2 separate regions of the Homo sapiens genome follow, and region 2 is linked to region 1. A link is a loop called in an ENCODE intact Hi-C map of the cell type or tissue named here. Cell type or tissue: endothelial cell of umbilical vein. All regions are shown on one strand. Links, peaks and the distances in the headings refer to the core of each region. The heading gives the core; the rest is flanking DNA.

The links. Peaks named below come from ENCODE experiments on the same cell type or tissue, not always from the same donor. Only the 100,000 strongest peaks of a DNase experiment are listed, where the experiment ranks them.
Region 2: a loop joins it to region 1, with 4 times the contacts of the local background. A loop is called at or near these places in 1 of 110 quality-filtered maps.

What each region holds. Positions count from the first base shown.
Region 1 is chr2:12,855,000-12,859,670 of GRCh38, reverse strand. No RefSeq gene overlaps it. Among named protein-coding and RNA genes, the nearest start is that of MIR3125, 120 kb to the right of the region's middle. RefSeq lists a cis regulatory region at 2,503-2,666. In endothelial cell of umbilical vein, for the core only: no CTCF peak of the experiment used is centred there; a DNase peak (open chromatin) is centred at 2,480; H3K27ac peaks cover 2,181 bases.
Region 2 is chr2:12,980,427-12,985,097 of GRCh38, reverse strand. It overlaps LOC100506474 (a long non-coding RNA gene), which reads left to right. Exons shown (of 6, transcript NR_038434.1): 5 at 3,980-4,061. Among named protein-coding and RNA genes, the nearest start is that of MIR3125, 250 kb to the right of the region's middle. RefSeq lists an enhancer at 3,769-4,272. In endothelial cell of umbilical vein, for the core only: no CTCF peak of the experiment used is centred there; a DNase peak (open chromatin) is centred at 2,757; H3K27ac peaks cover 1,189 bases.

The DNA.
Region 1 (4,671 bases), core at 951-3,450:
GTAACATGTTCTTCAAAATCCTTTCAGTCTCTACCTTCTGCCTGTTTCTGAAGCCAACTTCACATATTTAGATATCTTTAAAGTGCATCCCACTCCTGATACCAATATCTGTTATTAGTTATCTACCTCTGTGTAAAACATTACCTCCAAACTTAGCTGCTTAAACAATACCTAATTTCTATCTCACATATTTCTATGGGGTAGTAACTAGACATGGCTTGGTGGAGCAGCTCTGACTCAGGGTCTCTCACAAGGTTAGAAACTGAAGTGTCACTGTAATGTAGTTATCTTCAGGCTCAATTAAGGGAGGATCTGCTTTTGATATGGGCCAAATTGTGTCCCCAAAAGGCATATGTTAAAGCCCTAACCTATAATACTTCAGAATGTTACTGTATTTAGAGATAGGGCATTTAAAGAGGTAATTAAGGTCAAATGAGGCCACAGGGTGGGGTCCTAATTCACTATGACTGGTGCCTTTATAAGAAGAGGGAAAGACAGGAGAGGCTCACATGCACTGAGGAAAGGCCATGTGAGAACATAGTAAGAAGCAGATGTCTGTAAGCCAAGGAGAGAGGCCCCAGGAGAAACCAACCCTGGCAACACCTTGACCTTGGATTTCTAGTCTCCAGAGAAAATAAATTTCTGTTGTTTAAGCTATTCAGTGTGTGGTATTTTGTTATGGCAGCCCCAGCCAACTAATAAAACTTCCAGGCTCACTCACATGGCTGTGGGCAGTGATTGTAGACTGCTGTTAGGAAGGGACATTTTTTTCTTTGTTAGGTAAGCCTTTCCATAGGGCAGCTCACAACATGAAACCTGCCATATGTGCATGTATGACAGAGCAAAGGAAGAGAAGGACCAGGAGAGGAAAAGAGAGAATAAGAGAAAGAGAGAGATGAAAGCCAAAGTCTTTTCACAACCTAATATCAGAAGAGATATCTCATTTATTTGCTGTTTTCAGTTAATTAGAAGTGAGTCAGTAGGTCCAGTCAACTCTCAAGGAGAGAGGATTACACCATGGTGTGAATATATGAGGGTGAGGATATCGTTCAGTTTATTGTCCACAGAAAGGCCAAAGTAAACTCTTTAAAAATGGCAATCATGTTCCTCCCAGATTGAAAAGTGGATCATAACTTTCTATGGTCCTCCAATAAAACCAACACTTCCTTTTTCTGTGGTTTTAAGACATGTCATGATTAGACTTCTTGCTCACCTCTTTAGCTTACTAACTGCCCTCCACCATATCACCTTGTTTTACATTTTTATTCTTCAAACATATTTAATTCTTCCACAACTCTGGAAATTTGTCTTTGCTTCTCCTTCTGCTTGGAGAGATCATCCTCAGATGTCCCCAGAAATTACCTCCTTTCTATTAGTCAGGTCTCAATATCACTTCCTGAGAGTGACCTTTGCCAGATATCCTCAGGTTGTTACACTGCCCCTGGCCACTTCTTATCACATTACCTAATTTCATTTTCTTCACTTGCCTATTTACTTGTTTATTGTTAGGTACTTCCACTGGAATATATGCCCATTCTTGTTCAGTTTAGTGACCTGATCCCTGGAGCAGTGCCAGACACATGCTACATATACATCAAACATGCTTGAACAGTTTATGGATGGTCTGAGTCAAGGAAGAAGGCCCTGATGCTAGGCTGGGGAGGCAGGATGACGTTTTATAAGGCCATTTTTGAACCTGGGTATAATATGTTGAAAAAAAGATCTAAAGGCACCAGGAAGCAGGTGGAAGAGTGATTAGTGGGGCAAAACCTGGAGAGAGCCCGAATGCAGAGTTGGGATTGCAGGCAACAGGGGCAATGGCAGTGGGAAGGATGGGCCTTGGCATTTTTTTTAAACCATATTTTATGGAAATATTTCTATATGTTTGTGCCTGAGTATCCCTGGCAGGAATGCAAATAAATATCTACTTTCCATTTTGAATATGACAGGGTTCATGCAATTCTATTTCTAGCCAATTCTGGCTTCTTCAAAAGAGAATGGCTATGCAGACATTGTCATAAACATGGAAGGGACTTTGTCACAAAGAGTAGGCACCTTTATCCCTTTGTTTTAAAACATATGTCCCCATAATTCTCATGCATTTGATACATATTCTGTTTGCATATTTTGAATTCCCAGAAAAATTTGTTATGTCTCTTCACTATGTACTGAGTCATAAATAGTGTACTTCTATAAACACATCAGCAAGATAGAAAAAAAAGTATGAATCGTGCTCCCAATGCCTTGGCCCTGCCACTCAGTCCTCTTAGTTTCCTATGTCTCCTTAAGAGAGGCAACAGAGAAATAAAGGGAGAAAGAGAAGCGAGAGAGAAAGAGAGAGAAATTGAGAGAGAGAAAGAGGCAGGGGAAAGAAAGAGGTTGGTGTTAATTTTGATTCTCTCTCTGGAGTGGTTGTTACCCTGTAGACAAGAATTTTATCCTGGCATGGCATTTAAAACAGGAAGTTTAAGCTACATAGCTGTGGTTTTTTGGCCTAGAATTGGGCCAACCTTTCCTTCCTTTTAGTGACTCAGATCATATACTTTTTAGAGCTAGAAAGAAACCCACTTCAGCCTCAGTTACCTGATCTGAATAAGGAAGTGGTTGAACCAGATAAGGTTTAAGAAACCCAGATCATAAAAGCCTGTGATTCTAAGCATCTGCAAGCACACGTGCACACACACACACACACACACACACAATCAGCAAGGTTCTGCTTGGAAAGCCTTGTGCATGGTACACACTCAATAAACATTTGTTTATTTGATGTTGTTTGATCTTATCTAATACAGCATCATCTGCTTTCCATTTCCAAAAAGGATGTGGATTGTTCAGCTCCTTATCCTTGCTAATTAATTCAATTCCTTCTTTTCATGGACAAAATGCTATGCGTGCACAGAGGAGGGAGGTACGAGTTTAGTAGGGACAGCTAAAAAGGAAGCTCCACAGAAGAGGTGATATTTCAGTCCTGAGGCATAAGTAGAAGTTTGACAAACAAAAAGAGATGAGGAAAGGCATCTGAGGACAAGAGAACAATCTAGTACAAAAACTTGAGGTATATGGGTCTGGTATATTAGGGAATCCTGAAATGTGGGGTGACTGAAGAGATGTTCAGGAAATTAGACCATACAGACAATGGACATGTTTTGTATTTGCCCATCTGCTGTCTGTTCCCCTCTCTGCTAACATCCCTTCATCTCTCTGGGAACTTCTTCCATCCCTCTCAGGCTTGTGTGTTGGGTTAGCCTGACCCCTACCCCCGGTCTCTACAGAAAGATGTGTGTCCCAAGTCCGGCCAGCCACAGCACTGAATCCCTCCACTCTCCAGGTTTATAAATTACTCAAGTAGGACCAATCCTACTCAATGGAATCAGGATTCCCTACTAAAGCAAATGGGAAGGAAGAACTGTTGCTCTGTGGACATCGCTAAAAGGGTAGCCTGAGGCTGTAGGTGGCTATTTTGCCAATACCTGCAGTAACCCCACCTGAGAATACAGCCATCATCACATAAGCAAAGCAGAACCAAGAGAGATTCTTGGTGAAATGCTTTCATCACCTGCTTCAGATTTCTCAAAGGGAGAGCTACTGTCATTCTGGGTAAATTTTTTAAAAATCCTCCTTGGGTGGGATGTTTTGCCCACTGCCCCACCTGCACATCCTTGGCAGATGCCCTGAACGCCACCCCCCACCCAGTTGTGATAAAGCACCCTCATGTGTTTCCAAATAGCCCCTATGGAGATGGCGTTGCCACAGGGAAGAACCTGATCTGTATGCAGTCTTGCCTACCTTGGTAGTTCAAAAGTCTATTTTTTTTTTTTTCAGTTTGGTTTTGGTTTGGCAGCTTGAACTGGGTTTCTGTCACTTGCAAGTAAAATGTTCTAACTACTTCAAAGAAGTAGGGGTCAAATGGTGAGCCTTGTCTCTACTTGCATCCTTTATTATCTGATTCATGAATGTGTGTGTGTGTGTGTGTGTGTGTGTGTGTGTTATCTTGAGAAGCATAAGAGGTAGGCAACATTAATAGTGAAACTAGACAACCCTAATTTGCTGAGTGTTAGATGTCACTTTAATGTCAAAACCCTTGGGGCTAAAAAAGATGTGACAAGGGAAAGTAAGAAGGGGCCCAAATCCCAAGTAACTTGAGAAATTGTACCTTGACATAAAATAAGCTTTAAAACCAAGATACCCAGGCAGGATATTTAAAATATTCATCAAGCAATTTAGCAAGAGAATAAAAATGAACCCATCAGTAAAAATGGATTACAGTGGGTAAAAAATGGGACGATTAGCCCTATATCCAGGAACTCACAGGATTCTCACTAAGGCTTCATTGTTATATCATCAGAGTATCTTAATATAACTTTGCTTTTCACAACAATATCCATTAGAATTTTTCTTTCTTTTAGTAACCAACTCCTTCACAGTTAGTCCAGCACCAAAGGAGAGGATCTTACGTTTCAGGCCAGTGTGATGGTCAATGTTCTTTCATCATTTCTCACTGATTTTGCATGCGGATTTTTCTTTCCCTATGTAATCTACCAGTACAGATAGCTTATTAAAAAACTGATCTTAAGGAGAACAAATGTGATGATGATTAATGTGCACATATATAGTTTTTCTCTTTTGTTTTATCTCTTTTTCTTATTTCTTTCTCCTTATAAAGAAACCCAT
Region 2 (4,671 bases), core at 1,391-3,890, 120 kb before region 1:
CATGCTACCAAATTTGCACTATTTTCACATCTGTGATGGTCGTTTTAAAGAAGTCTGGGAAATACAGTCTTTGGTTCCTTTGATTCTGCTAAAAGGGAATTGAAATGTAGTAGCCATTCTCAGCATTAGTCTCTCTCCTCTCTCTCTTTCTCTCTCTGTCTTTTTCATTTGTGTCAATTTGAGAAGTACAGTTTTGTGGCATAGATATATTACATAGTCATGAAGTCTGGACTTTAGTGTAACCATTATCCAAATAATGTGTACTGTACCCATTAAGTAATTCTTCACATTTTAATTTTGAATATGTAGTTTGCAGTGCCTGTGGGACTCCCTTGTGGAGATGCCCCACAAGCATTGGATATGCAGGTCTAAATTCCAGAGACAACAGAGGAGTAAGACATCTGTGGGCTGCTGAAACTCTGAAAATATATATCACTCGGAAAGAGGGTGAGAAGAAAGAATAAAGGCTCCTAATACCTATTTGGCTACTATATGTTCATTTTAGAAAAAAGCCAAAAACATTAGAAACTCAAAGTTGCCAAGTACCAATTAGAAATCTGTTTCACCTTTTATGTGATATTTGAATTTGATTGTCAACTTCTGGGCTTAACTGATGAGTAATTACATTGTACTAAATAGATCCTCAATGTACCTAGCCCATTGCAGACAGCTCTGTGTGATACTTCTGTTAGGTGGAGTCGAAATCATCCTCCTCATAACTTTCACTCTCTTTTTTATTCCTGCACTTTGGAGTTTTTCAGAATATGTTTGCGTCAATTTCCTTCAAAGGTCAACCAGAAATTGAAGGGAGTTCATAAGTCTCTGATTTGGATCACAAGCCTTTAGTTCCTTTGAATGCTTGGCAAAAATGTTTGTGAAGAGACAGAGATCTTGGAGGAATCTATTTCCGGTTGCTCTGTGGGTTTCCAGTGCTTTGAAGGGCAGTATGAAGCCTGACCACTGCCACTCTTTCTTCCCCACCTCCACCTCCCCATACCCTCCCAGGGCATCTACCTCCCTCCGAGGTGGCGGCCCAGGTGCCACCTCTGCTCGCCTCAGTGGGTCAGTCATGCCACAGACTGGTCTGTACATTTTCTTCCATGACCTTTCAGAAAAAATCTTGCCATTTTCTCGCCTCATTTGTCTCTCCTGAAGTGTGTCCTTCCCTGGACAACATCAGAGGGCTTAGAGAAAATCTGATGCCTGTAAGTGAGTGGCCTCGGGGCCAGAGATGAATGAAAATACAAAGAAATAGATCTCAGGACCCCATGTTAAGGATACGATTTTTGGTTTTCAAAATATGGCTAGGAAGTTTCAAGCAAACCTAAGTACCTGGTGCTAACAGTAGGCACAGCAAGAAAAGGCAGCTATAAAGGTCTAGAAAGCAGAGTGATATTAGGCCACATTTCATTAAAAGGAACTGTTTTGCAAAGGCAATTCTGTAGCATGGTAAAACCAACTATATTTTTAATCTACCATGCCCTGTAGGTACTATGCTAGATCCTTCACTTACGGGTTTTATTTAATACTTAACAGGAGAATAGTCATTATTTTCCCTTTAATGTAAACAAGAAAACTAAAACTCACATAAGTTACGTAACATGTTGTAATAGTCTGTTCTCACATTGCTATAAAGATACTACCTGAGACTGGATAATTTATAAAGAAAGTAGATGTAATTGACTCACAGTTCAACATGGCTGGGGAGGCCTCAGGAAACTTACAATCATAGTGGAAGGTGAAGGGGAAGCAGGCACCTTCTTCACAAGGTGACAGAAGAGAAAGAGAGAGCAGGGGAAACTGCCACTTTTAAAACCATCAGACCTCCTGAGAACGCCCTCATTATCACAAGAACAACATGGTGAAAACCGACCCCATAATCCAATCACCTCCCACCAGGTCTCACCCTCAATGTGTGGGGATTACAAATTGATGTGAGATTTAGATGGGAACACAGAGCTAAACCATATCACAGTTACCTGTATTAACTACTTAATTCTGACAGTGTTCTGGATGACATAGCATGCTGAGAGGCAAGGTGAGTTGCTAGGCTCAGATCCTTTTTGGTCTGTTCTATTGCTCAGTGGATTAATATGACCAGGGTTAAGATCCAACATAAATTCTTAGGATGCTTTCATTTTACTTTATTTTCTTCAGGTCAGAAAATAGGTTTAGCTTTTCCCTGTCCTTGCATCTATAAATCTCTACCCAAAATGTAGAGATTGTAATAAGTGCCAGGTGATTAACTTGTTAAGACAATTAGGGTATTGTTTAGGAAATGTGGGTTGCATTCTCAATTCTTTGGAGATTGGCTACCTGCTTATTGATTTAAAGACTATTATCATTTCAAGAGATCTAGAGTCCAGTGACCTTGACCCAGTTCCTGTTAGCAATTTTTAATTTGCAGATGAAAAACCTGAGACCCAGAATGATGAAATGATGAGGTGCTTTGTCAAAGTCATTGAACAAATTAGTAAAAGAAAATAGGCCAGAATTTGGAACTATGGAAACTTATATCCAAACTTATCCCTCCACTTGAACTAGAGACTTTTGTTCCTTTCTGAGAAATGGGGTTAAAACATTACCCATAGGTAAACATTTGATCACATGGCCAGCAGCTGGTTTACACTGACTATTAAGCAGTGATCTCTGCTCTCTCTTAGAAACTTGAATTCCTAAAAGGCGGTTGCAGGACTTACTCATCTTCCTGTATCATATTCTTCCATCATCTTTTTCCTGAATGGGATATTAGACCACTTGGAAAATTTTTACAAATGCATATTGTATCCATGTGTGCAATACAAGCCCTGCTTCAAATATGTATGTACATTGGCAACCTCTTCTGTTCCTTTCAGGAAGTTGAAAACAGATGTTTCAATTAAACTAGTAACTGTGCTTCTGTATTTGTGTCTGGAATTCAAAAAACTTCCATCCAGTGGATTAAAGTCACATTCATACAATTTACCTGATGAAGTGGGAGAATAACATATTTGATATATTCAGAAATATTTTGTCATTGGAAGGTATTTTTCATTTACCTAAAAAGGTATTTGAAAAGATATGTATGAACCAAGGACTGAAATTCCACTTTGCCCAATTATTATACTTTAACAAATATCTCCTGCTCTAAATCATTAGGACTGCTATGGACTGAATATTTGTGTCTTCTCTCCAGAAATTCATATGTTGAAACCCTCATCACAATGTGAGGATATTAGGAAGTGGGGTCTTTGGGAGATAATTAGTCCATGAAACTGAAATCATCATGAATGGGATTAGTGCTCTTATAAGAAGATGCTAGAAAGCTAGCTATCCCTCTCTATGTCATATAAGCATACACAGGATGGGTGTCTATAAACCAGAAATGGGGTACTCACCAGGACCCTAACAATGCTGGCACCCTGTCCTTAACCTTCTAGCTTCCAGAACTATAAGAAATAAATTTGTGTTGTTTAAGACACCCAGTTTATGATATTTTTAGAACAGCCTGTGCTAAGACAAGGACTTATTGATATGCCATATCATATTGCTTGCTAATGCCTTCCAGGTAGCCTCCTTTGTCTACATAGGAAGATGCCAATCTTCTTATACATCAATAAACCATGTTTGTTTCTTGTAATCTTCAGGAACTATCATAGTAAATAATGTATTTTTATACTGGGTGTTCACCGAATACCTCCTTTTTCATTTCAGTGAGCGTTTGTTATCTATTACATTCCAGGCTCTTAGAAAGTAAAATTAAGTAAAAATTGGTTCCCGCCTTCAAAGAGCTCCTATTTTTATGAAGGGTACATACATGGACTCGGCAGTATACAATATAATAAATGTACATTCTACAGACTATCAATGATCGTCTCTACGTATACCAGACTTTATGTTAGAGGTTAGAAATACAAATATTAATAGAATTCAGCCTCTGCCTGGGAGGCAAGAGGCACTCTCCAGGAGTGCCCAGTTTCCTGTTTTCTCCCTCTTTCAGTCCAGTGAGAGAGACATGATGGCCCAGCTTGAAAAAGAAATTGAGGATAGCAAGTGTAACATACCAAGCATTCCACGAGCAGGTAAGTTACAGCACATATTGGAATTCCGGCCTCCTGATTTCCTCTTTATGGCTTGCCAACCCTCTTCGTCAGCATTTGACATGGGAACTCTGGGCTAAAAGATAATAGGTTCATACTAGGCCTGGAGGGGCTGGAGGCTTAATGAAGGGGAGGGCAGGATATAGCTGTGGAAACCTGCTCTGTCTTTATATTCTAACGTCCTCTCTTTCACTCTTCTGTTAGTGAGAAAGAGAGATCTGTAAAAAAATATGTGCTGTTACCCAGCTTCCACACCCCAATGAGAACAGCAACCCACTCCTCCCCTAGGGGCTCAACTCAGTCCTTCTGCTTATTAGGTTTGTTTTTACTTAAAAAAAAAAAAAAGTGTGCCTGCAGCTTGTTTTCATCTCATAAAGACTGGTTGAACACCATGAAAATTGGCATTCATTTTTCACCTGATGATTTTATTGGCCACTATGTTTTAATCTAACATTGACACTTTGCTTGCTTCTGTTCTCTTCTCTTGACCTTGCCTTTTATTTGATCTGAAATAACCCAATTAAATTAGCTTGGCACTTGCTGTTCTGCAGTAAAGCACACCGAGGCTTTGCTGGTGATACTGGGATCTGTT